Linked DNA regions of Homo sapiens: region 1 is linked to region 2. Evidence: chromatin contacts called from ENCODE Hi-C or POLR2A ChIA-PET data. All regions are on one chromosome and are shown on one strand. The core of a region is the stretch at or near the end of the contact, and the rest is flanking DNA. Distances in the headings are between cores, read along the strand shown. Region 1 holds the start of ZNF845 (zinc finger protein 845). Region 2 holds the start of ZNF888 (zinc finger protein 888).

Region 1 (4,449 bases), core at 1-2,500, 410 kb after region 2:
CAGTACCCGTATCTCGGTAGGAAATTAAATATTTCAAACATCAAATAATTCCAATGTAAATGTATGGATCTTTAAATAATTCTGAGCCTTGAAAGGAATGTGGTCATGCAAGCTGAGTCCAGTGGTATGCAGGCGCAACTTCTAAGAGTTTTCCTGGCCAGACGCGGTGGCTAACGCCTGTAATCCCAACACTTTGGGAGTCCGAAGCAGGTGGATCACTTGACGTCAGGAGTTCGAATCCAGCCTGGCCAACGTTGTGAAACCCAGTCTCTACTAAAAATACAAAACTATTAGCCAGGCTTGGTGGCGCGCGTCTGTAATCCCAGCTAGTTGGCAGGCTGAGGCAAGAGAACTACTTTAACCCGGGAGGTGAAGGTTGCAGTGAGCCGAGATCTCGCCACTGCACTCCAGCCTGGGTGACAGAGAAATACTCTGTCTCAAAAAAGAAAAGAAAAGAAAAGAAAAATCTAAATATAAAAATGAAAGTAATAGATCTCTTCCACAAATGTGCTGGGACAACTAACTGGATATCCACGTGAAAATGAATAATGTTGGATCCCTAACTCACAAAATCAAAAATTTTATTTAAAGAAATTTTAAAAAAGGAGAGAGAGAGAGACGAGGAAGGGAGCGCTGCCGGAGGAGGTGTTACTTTGTCGCCCAGGCTAACTTGGACCCCCCCCCCGGCTCAGCGATCCTCCTGCCACTGCTTCCTGAGTAGCTGGGACCTCAGGCTTTCGCCCCGCGCCCGCATCTCTGCTGTGTTTAAGCAGTAGGTGGTGACCTCACTCCTCCCTGGCCTGAGCACTCCGTCCCGCATCCCAGGGGGAGGCCCTAGGGAAATCTCTGAAGCTGAGGACAGGGTGGACTCTCCTTTCCCAGTGAATGGAGAATAGAAAGGGAGAGGATTTCTATTCTGTTCTGTGGGCCGTCAGCATGAAATCGTATGTTCCACCCAGGCAGGGCTTTGCATTTCACATTCTAGTTTGCATCCCCGTTTCAGACAATTCCAGGGCTTTTGAATCATGCCTCAGCCTTCCTGTCCGGTCTCGCCTCCAAAGCTCGAAAACAAGAGGCGCTGGGAGCGAGGTTGAGAGACGCACGGGTCCCACCCCGGCCCCGCCTTCTGCCAATTCTAAAGGGGAAGGTCTCTCCGCTTCGCGCCCCGCCCCTACCTCGCTCAGGCCCCGCCTACCTCCCCGCGGGTCCCGCCCAGGCCTGGCTTCTGTCCTGCGCGCGCAGATTCGCGCAAACCCGGAAGCGGATCGCATGGAGTGATGGTCCCACCGCAGCGGTGAGTTTTGCTCTGTGTTGTGTTAAGTCTGCGCTTCCCAAGTCCCCGGCGCTTCTGTACCTGGGACGTGGGGTCCCCATAGACCTGGAAATTCTCACCCGTGTTCCTTCACCTAGAGCAAATTTAGACGTCCTCGTCAGAGTCCAGGGGTCGCTTCCTTTTGGGTTTAAAGTCGCCCTGAGGATGGTCCCTTCCCGAATCTTTCTGCTATAGGGCAATGTATACACTTCCCATCGCGTAGTTTCCCTGCTCAAAACCTTTTTCTGACTCCTCCCGACCCGCACTTTTTAAAGTCCTTACCGCGAGGCGGATTCCCGCCCTTGGCGCCTCCCAGTCTTGTCTTAAGGCGCCGTCGCCCCCCACCTCCCTCCTCGTTCCAGGCCCTTATGCTCCCCAGGTCTCCCCACCGCAGTCACCGCTTACCCTGAGCCCGCGTTGGGGAGGTGCCCGGGGCTGTCCTATGACACCGGGTGTTCTTGCCTGCCCTGCACCAGCCCCTGGAAAATGCGCTCCTCCGGGATGCAGGCGTCTTACTCCAAAGCCCTCCTGTGATTGTGTTGGCCAAAGGGATCAGGAGACTGAGAGAGAGAGCAGTAGAAAACCTGAGACAGAGAAAAGAAGAATGAGAAAGACCATAACAGATGGCAAAGTAGAGGATGAGTGAGGGATTTGCCAAGAGAGAGCAAAAATGAAAAAAACAAAACAAAACAAAAAACAGCAGGAGGAGCAGATCCCAGGGAAAAAGAAAACAAGAGCTAGAGAGAGAAGGGGAGAATGAGAGATATGTACAGAATTAGGGAGGGAAGCACAGTAATGAAGAAAGGGGGGCTGGGCGCAGTGGCTCACGCCTGTAATCCTAGCACTTTAGGAGACTGGGGCAGAGGGATTGCTTGAGTCCAGGAGTTCAAGACCGGCCTGGGCAAAATAGTGAGACCCCCCCCCCCATCTCTGTCAAAAAAAAAAAAAATTTAACTGGGCGTGATGGTGCACACCTGTAATCCCAGCTGCTCTGGAGGCTGAGGCAGGAGGATCACTTGAGCCCAGGAGGTCCAGGCTGCAGTGAGCAGAGATCATGCCACTGCACTCCAGCCTGGTCAACAGAGCAGAGCCTGTCTCAAAAGATTAAAAGGGGTGGGGGACTTTGGGTTCAGATGAGTGGGTGAGTTCATTGGATATGATTAGTTGTGATATGTTGACTTCTGTTTATATAATCTAATAACTTAGAACTTGTTTAAATTATACAGATGATATTGAGAATTTTAAAATTCCTATCTATAAGACACATACATTCTGTAAATCTTGGCATTAGAGGTCAGCTTCCACTTGGAATCCCTATTCAGCCAGAGGGTAGTGACTTAATTCAATTGTGAGAGCCTCTCTTCCCTCTTCCCATGGTGAGGTAGGAAATGGGGCAGTGAAGTGGGAGAAAAAAATCACTTTCTGTTATTATGTAATAATTTTAATTTAATTAATTAATTTATAGTTTGAGACAGGGTCTGGCTCTGTCGCCCAGGCTGGGGTGCAGTGGTGTGATCTCCTCTAACTGCAGCCTCGACCTCCTAGGCTCAAGCGATCCTCTTACCTCAGCCTCCTGAGTAGCTGGGACCACAGGCGTGAGCCACCAAGTCCGGCTAGGTTTTGTATTTTTTTTTTGTAGAAATGGGGTTTCACTGTTTCCCAGGCTGGTCTCAATTCTGGCCTCAAAGGATCGTCCTGCCTTGGCCTCCCAAATTACTGGGATTACAGGTGGAATTACAGAGAGGAGCCACCGTGCCTGGCCTACATAGTCGTTTTTTGTTTTTTGTTTTTGTTTTTGTTTTTGTTTTTTTGAGATGGAATCTCACTCTTGTCCAGGATGGAGTGCAATGGCACAATCTCGGCTCGCTGCAATTTCCGCTTCCCAGGTTCAGACTGATTCTACTGCCTCAGCCTCCCAAGTAGCTGGGATTACAGGCATGAGCCACTGCATCCAGCTAATTTTGTGTTTTTAGTAGAGACGGGGTTTCTCCATGTTGGTCAGGCTGGTCTCAAACTCCCAACCTCAGATGATCCACCCGCCTTGGCCCCCCAAATGCTGGGATTACAGGCATGAGCCACCACGCCTGGCCCATAGTACTTTTTAAAAGGGACATCAGGGCGTAGTGGCTCATGCCTGTAATCCCAGCACTTTGGGAGGCGGAGGCAGGTGGATCACAAGGATCACAAGGTCAGGAATTCAAGACCAGCGTGACCAACATGGTGAAATCCCATTGCTCCTAAAAATTCAAAAATTAGTTGGGCATGGTGGCATGCACCTCTAATTCCAGCTACTTAGGAGGCTGAGGCAGGAGAATCACTTGAACCCAGGAGGCGGAGGTTGCAGTGAGCCAAGATTGCGCCACTGCATTCCATCCTGGGCGAGAGCGAGACTCCATCTCAAAAAAAAAAAAAAAAGGAACATCAAAGCTGGGCGTGGTGGCTCATGCCTGTAATCCCAGCACTTTGGGAGCCAATCACCTAAGGTCAGTAGTTTGAGATCATTCTGGCCAACATGGTGAAACCCTGTGTCTAGTAAAAATACTAAAAAAGTAAGCTGGGCATGGTGGCATGCATCTGTAGTTCCAGCTGCTCGGGAGCCTGAGGCATGAGAATCACATGAACTTGGGAGGTAGAGGTTGCAGTGAACCGAAATGGTACCACTGCACTGCAGCCTGGGGGGCAGAGCGAGGCTTCATCTCAAAAAAACAAACACCACCACCAAAAAATGAAAGCAAAAGGCACATCAAAAGTGCTTTTGTTCTCGTTGTGTAACATATTTTCTTTTTTTTCTTTCTGGTTCCTCTTCCTTCCTTTCTTTCTTTCTTTTTTTTTTTTTTTTTTTTGCAGTTTTACTTTGAGATAAATCTTAGTTTTAAATATTTCTTTTTTAATACATAATCACTTCTGAAAGATGCATTTGCAGCATCCTATAACCAGCTCACATTGTTCAGTTATTTTCCCATTGACATCTGAATTTGTTCGATTTTTTAAAAAACAATTTCCAAATAGTTTCTGTTTGAAATTAGTTGCGTCCAGTTCAGATCGAGGTCTGCATGCTTTCTAGTCTTTATTATTTATTGGAAACCTTTAACATCAAAATGTAGTTTAACGAGTTAGCCTGTTTTTCAGTTTTGTTG
Region 2 (4,464 bases), core at 1,677-4,176:
AAAAAAAAAAAAAAAGAAAAAAAAAGAAAAGGAAAAAAAAAAAAAAAAGGAATTATTTGTCACTTACTGTCTCTCTAAGGGCAGCCATTGTAAGACCTCAAAGAAACTTTAGCCTCCACAATCTTTTCTCTTAACCTGAACATTTCCTTTCTATGGATCCCAGGTTTTTAGACAAACTCAACCAATTGTCAACCAGAAAATGTTTAAATTTACCTATAGCCTGGAGGCCTGCCCACCACCCCTTTGAGTTGTCTCGCCCTTCTGGACCAAACAATGTCTTTCTTTAATGTATTTGATTGATGTCTCCTGTCTCCCTAAAATGTATAAAACCAAGCTGCGCCCCGACCACCTTGGGCATGTGTTCCTGGGACCCCCTGAGGCTGTGTCACAGGTCAGGGTCACTCATGTTTGGCTCAGAATAAATCTCTTCAAATATTAAAAAAAAAAAAAAAAAAAAAAAAAAAAAATCTTCATTTCTGATGTGGTTGATGCAGAGATAATAAACCTGAGTAACGTGATAGAGACTGATGGGCAGAGGGAACTTCAGATGGCAGTGGGAGGACATGGGAGATATCTCTGAGCCTAGATCTGAAGGAGGAGAAAGGGACAGGGCTGTCACCATTTAGGGACATAGGATAAGAGCAGGACAATGACCTGAGACAGGAAGTATTTTGATATCTGGGAAAAGAGAAAAGCAAATGTGACTGGGGCAGAGGGATTCATGAGATGGGGGCAAGCTCCCAGGAGGAGGCTGGACACTGGCAGGGGCCCTGGACACAGGGCTGTGGAGCCACAGTGAGGAGATGGGCTTTTGTCCTGGGGAACACAGGAAGCCAGTGGAGGGTTCCCTGCCAGGGAATGACATGACTTACTTTAGATTTAGCTGTGATGTCCTCACAGTGAAAACATTTTCACCGAGTTACCCTGAGAAGGTCTGAGATGAGTAAGAAGATGTGCCTGAATTCTTACATGGGGGCCTGGAAGGGCTAATGGGAAGGGTTGGTCTTTATCACCCCATCCTTGAAAATTAGAGAAGCATCTTTCACATACCTGGGCTAAAGAAACTTCTTTTGCAAGGTTCTGATGCCATTAATTCCTAACATTTAATTTTTCCTTACAAGAAAATTACAGTAACATTTACAAAATGCAAAAGTGTAAACACACAGCTATTGACCTTGAAAATAGGGAGGCCGAGGTAGGTGGATCACCTGAGTTCAGCAATTGTAGACCAGCCTGACCTACATGGAGGAACCCCGTTTCTACTGAAAATACAAAAATTATCCAGGCATGGTGGCGAATGGCTGTAATCCCAGCTACTCAGCAAGGCTGAGGCAGGAGAATCACTTGAACCAGGGAGGTGGCGATTGCAGTGAGCCAAGATCGTGCCATTGCACTTCAGCCTGGGCAACAAGAGCAAAACTGCATCTCATAAAAGAAAAGAAAGAAAGAAAGAAAGAAAAGAAAACAGGGAAAGAGAGTCAGCTGTTGAACTAAGACAGAAGTAACTTTTTTCATTCAAGAATACATAGGTGGCCAGGTGTGATGGCTCACACCTGTATTCCCAGCACTTTGGGAGGTCGAGGCAGGTGGATCACCTGAAGTCAGGAGTTTGAGACCAGCCTGGCCAACATGGTGAAATCCTGTCTCTACTAAAAATACAAAAATTAGCTGGACTCCATCCACAGCTTATTTAACCTCTTGTTGCTCCTTTTCCCCAATCTTTAGATTGTTCTCAATGTCCATAGATTTCCACCTCTTCTCCCATCTCTCCTGAGCTCTCCCTGTTAAATTCTCTCTTCCCCGTTATACCCCCCTGGCCCCACTCTCTGGCACCCCAGATTTCCCAGGTGTCCTCCCTGCTGTGGTTCTCCCTCTGTTCTCCTTGCCACCAGCACCACTCTGCTCTGTCTGCCCTGGCTCCAAATCCCTCCTCCTCTCCCTCATTCTCATGAGCCTTTCTGTTTGCTGCCCCTCTCCCTACCTTGCTGTCTGTCCTTCATCTCTCTGTACATCCAGCTTTTCTCTACATTTCTCCAGTTGCTTTTCTCCTCCTGCTTTGTTATCTTTTGTTTTTTCACTTTTGCTGTCTCTTGGCAAATCCCTGACCATCCCCTACTTTGCCATCTGTTATGGGTCTTTCTCCTTCTTCTTTTATCTGTCTCAGGTTTTCTACTGCTCTCTGATTCCCTCTCTCTGTCTCCTGATCCCTTTGGCCCACACAATCACAGGAGGGTTTGGAGTAAGACGCCTGCATCCCAGAGAAGCGCATTTTCCAGGGGCTGGAGCTGGGCAGGCAAGAACACCCCGTGTCACAGGACAGGCCCCGGGTACCTCCCCAACGCGGGCTCAGGGAAAGCGGTGACTGCGGAGGGGAGACTTGGGGAGCAACAGGGCCCGGCATGAGGAGGGAGGTGGGGGGGAGATGACGCCTTCGGACAAGGGTGGGGTCCGCAGGATCCCACCACCGGGCAGAGAACGCGGCCTCCCTGGGACTGTGGTGTCAGCGCTGGGCTCCAGGGGCCGACGAGGGTGAGGCTGGGAAGCGCCAGAGCAGGGATCCACCTCTCGGGTGAGGACTTTAAAAAGCGCGGGGTGGGAGGAGTCAACAAACGGTTGTGAACGGGAAAACTACGCGATACAAACTGTATACATTGCCCTATAGCAAAAAGACCGAGGACAGGGCAGCCTCAGGGCGACTTTAAACCCAAAAGGAAGTGACTTCCGGACTCCTAGGGGAATGTCTCCATTTGCTCTTGTTGAAGGAAGAAGGGCGAGAATTTCCAGGTCTGTGGAGACCCCACATCCCAGGTACAGAATTGCCGGGGACCTGGAGGCACAGCCTCAATACAACACAGAGCAAAACTCACCGCCGCAGTGTGACTTCCAGTCCACGCGATCCGCTTCCTGGTCCGGGCGAATCTACAAGCACAGGACAGAAGCCAGGCCTCCGTGGAGCCAACGAGGTGGGCGGGGCCTGGGCGAGGTAGGGGCGGGGCCTGGGCGAGGTAGGGGCGGGGCGCCAGGCGGAGAGACCTGCCCTGTAGAACCGGCAGACGCGGGGCGGGGGCGGATCTGTGCTTCTCTCAGCCGCGTACCTAGCCGCTGTTTTTCGGGTTTTGGTGAGGGAAGAGACAGACCCTCTCATATTGTTTTATATTGTTTTATACTCAGTACCTGTTTTAAGAAAAAAAACAACAAGGAAGTAAAACCGAAGACAGGCAGCCCTGCGCCACGCCCAAAACCAGGCCTGGGCCTGCCTGGCCTAAACCCAATAGTTAAAAATCAACTCATAACTTAGAAACCAATGTTTTTCATAGATTCCAGACATTGTATAGAAGAACATTATGAAACTCCCTGCCCTGTTCTGTTTCTCTCTACCAGTGCACGAAACCCCTGTGTATATATCTGGGACTGTAGTCCCTGTTACGTATCCCCTAGATTGCTCAATCACGACCCTTTTATGTGAAATCTTTAGTGTTGTGAGCCCTTAAAAGGGACAGAAATTGTGCACCCGGGGAGCTCGGATTTTAAGGCAGCTTGCCGATGCTCCCAGCTGAATAAAGCCCTTCCTTCTACAACTCGGTGTCTGAGAGGTTTTGTCTGTGGCTCGTCCTGCTACACCGGAGGCAAGAGTGGCCAGGAAGGCTGAGGCATGATTCAAAAGCCCTGGAATTGTCTGGAACAGGGATGCAAACTAGAACGTGAAATGCAAAGCCCTGCCTAGGCAGAAAGTACGATCTCATGCTGATGGTACACAGAACAGAATAGAAATCTCTCCCTTTCTATTCTCCATTTGCTTCGGAGGGAGAGTCCACCCTGTGCTCAGCTTCAGAGACTTCCCTAGGGCCACCGCCTGGGATGCCGGAGGGAGTGTTCAGGCCAGGGAGGAGTGAGGTCACCACCTGCTACTTAAACACAGCAGAAATGTGGAAGTGGGGGCGGGAGCCTGAGGTCCAGCTACTCAGGAAGCAGTGGCGGGAGGATCATTGAGCCCGGAGGTCCAAGCCAGCCTGAGTGACAAAGTAACACCCCCTGCCGCAGGGATCCCTTCCTCATCTCTTTTTTTTTTAATTTTTAAAATAAAATTTTCATTGTGTGAGATAGGGATCCAACTTTATTCTTTTCCATGTGGATATCCAGTTAGTTGTCCCAGCACAATTGTGGATGACATCTATTAGTTTCTTTTTTTTATTTACTTTTTTTTCTTTTTCTTTTTTTTTTTTGAGACAGAGTATTTCTCTGTCACCCAGGCTGGAGTGCATTGGCAAGATCTCGGCTCACTGCAGCCTCTGCCTTCTGGGTTGAAGCAATTCTTCTGACTCAGCCTGCATAGTAGCTGGTATTACAGGCACGTGCCATCATGCCCGGCTAATTTTTGTTCTTTTGGTAGAGACAGGGTTTCACCATGTTGGCCAGGCTGGTCTCAAACTCCTGACTTCAAGTGATCCGCCTGCCTCGGCCTTC

What was found. Hi-C counts contacts between places; a loop is a spot of excess contacts on that map. ChIA-PET counts read pairs that join two places held with the same protein, here RNA polymerase II (POLR2A). Pooled maps may share reads with other maps.
Region 1: a loop to region 2 is called in a pooled map, with 10 times the contacts of the local background. The contact joins the promoter of ZNF845 here to the promoter of ZNF888 in region 2. A Hi-C loop is called at or near these places in 8 of 50 pooled maps. POLR2A ChIA-PET finds 5 or more read pairs at or near these places in 2 of 52 experiments (GM12878 and K562).

What each region holds. Positions count from the first base shown.
Region 1 is chr19:53,332,499-53,336,947 of GRCh38, forward strand. It overlaps ZNF845 (zinc finger protein 845), which reads left to right and starts at 1,251. Exons shown (of 4, transcript NM_138374.3): 1 at 1,251-1,294. RefSeq lists enhancers at 367-1,231, 1,330-1,379, 1,650-1,739 and a silencer at 1,040-1,259.
Region 2 is chr19:52,920,502-52,924,965 of GRCh38, forward strand. ZNF888 (zinc finger protein 888) reads right to left here and starts at 2,927. Exons shown (of 5, transcript NM_001393938.1): 1 at 2,868-2,927. ZNF888-AS1 (ZNF888 antisense RNA 1) reads left to right here and starts at 2,848. Exons shown (of 2, transcript NR_186336.1): 1 at 2,848-2,963; 2 at 3,172-3,578. RefSeq lists enhancers at 1,855-2,588, 2,589-3,320, 2,810-2,859, 3,140-3,309 and a silencer at 3,000-3,049.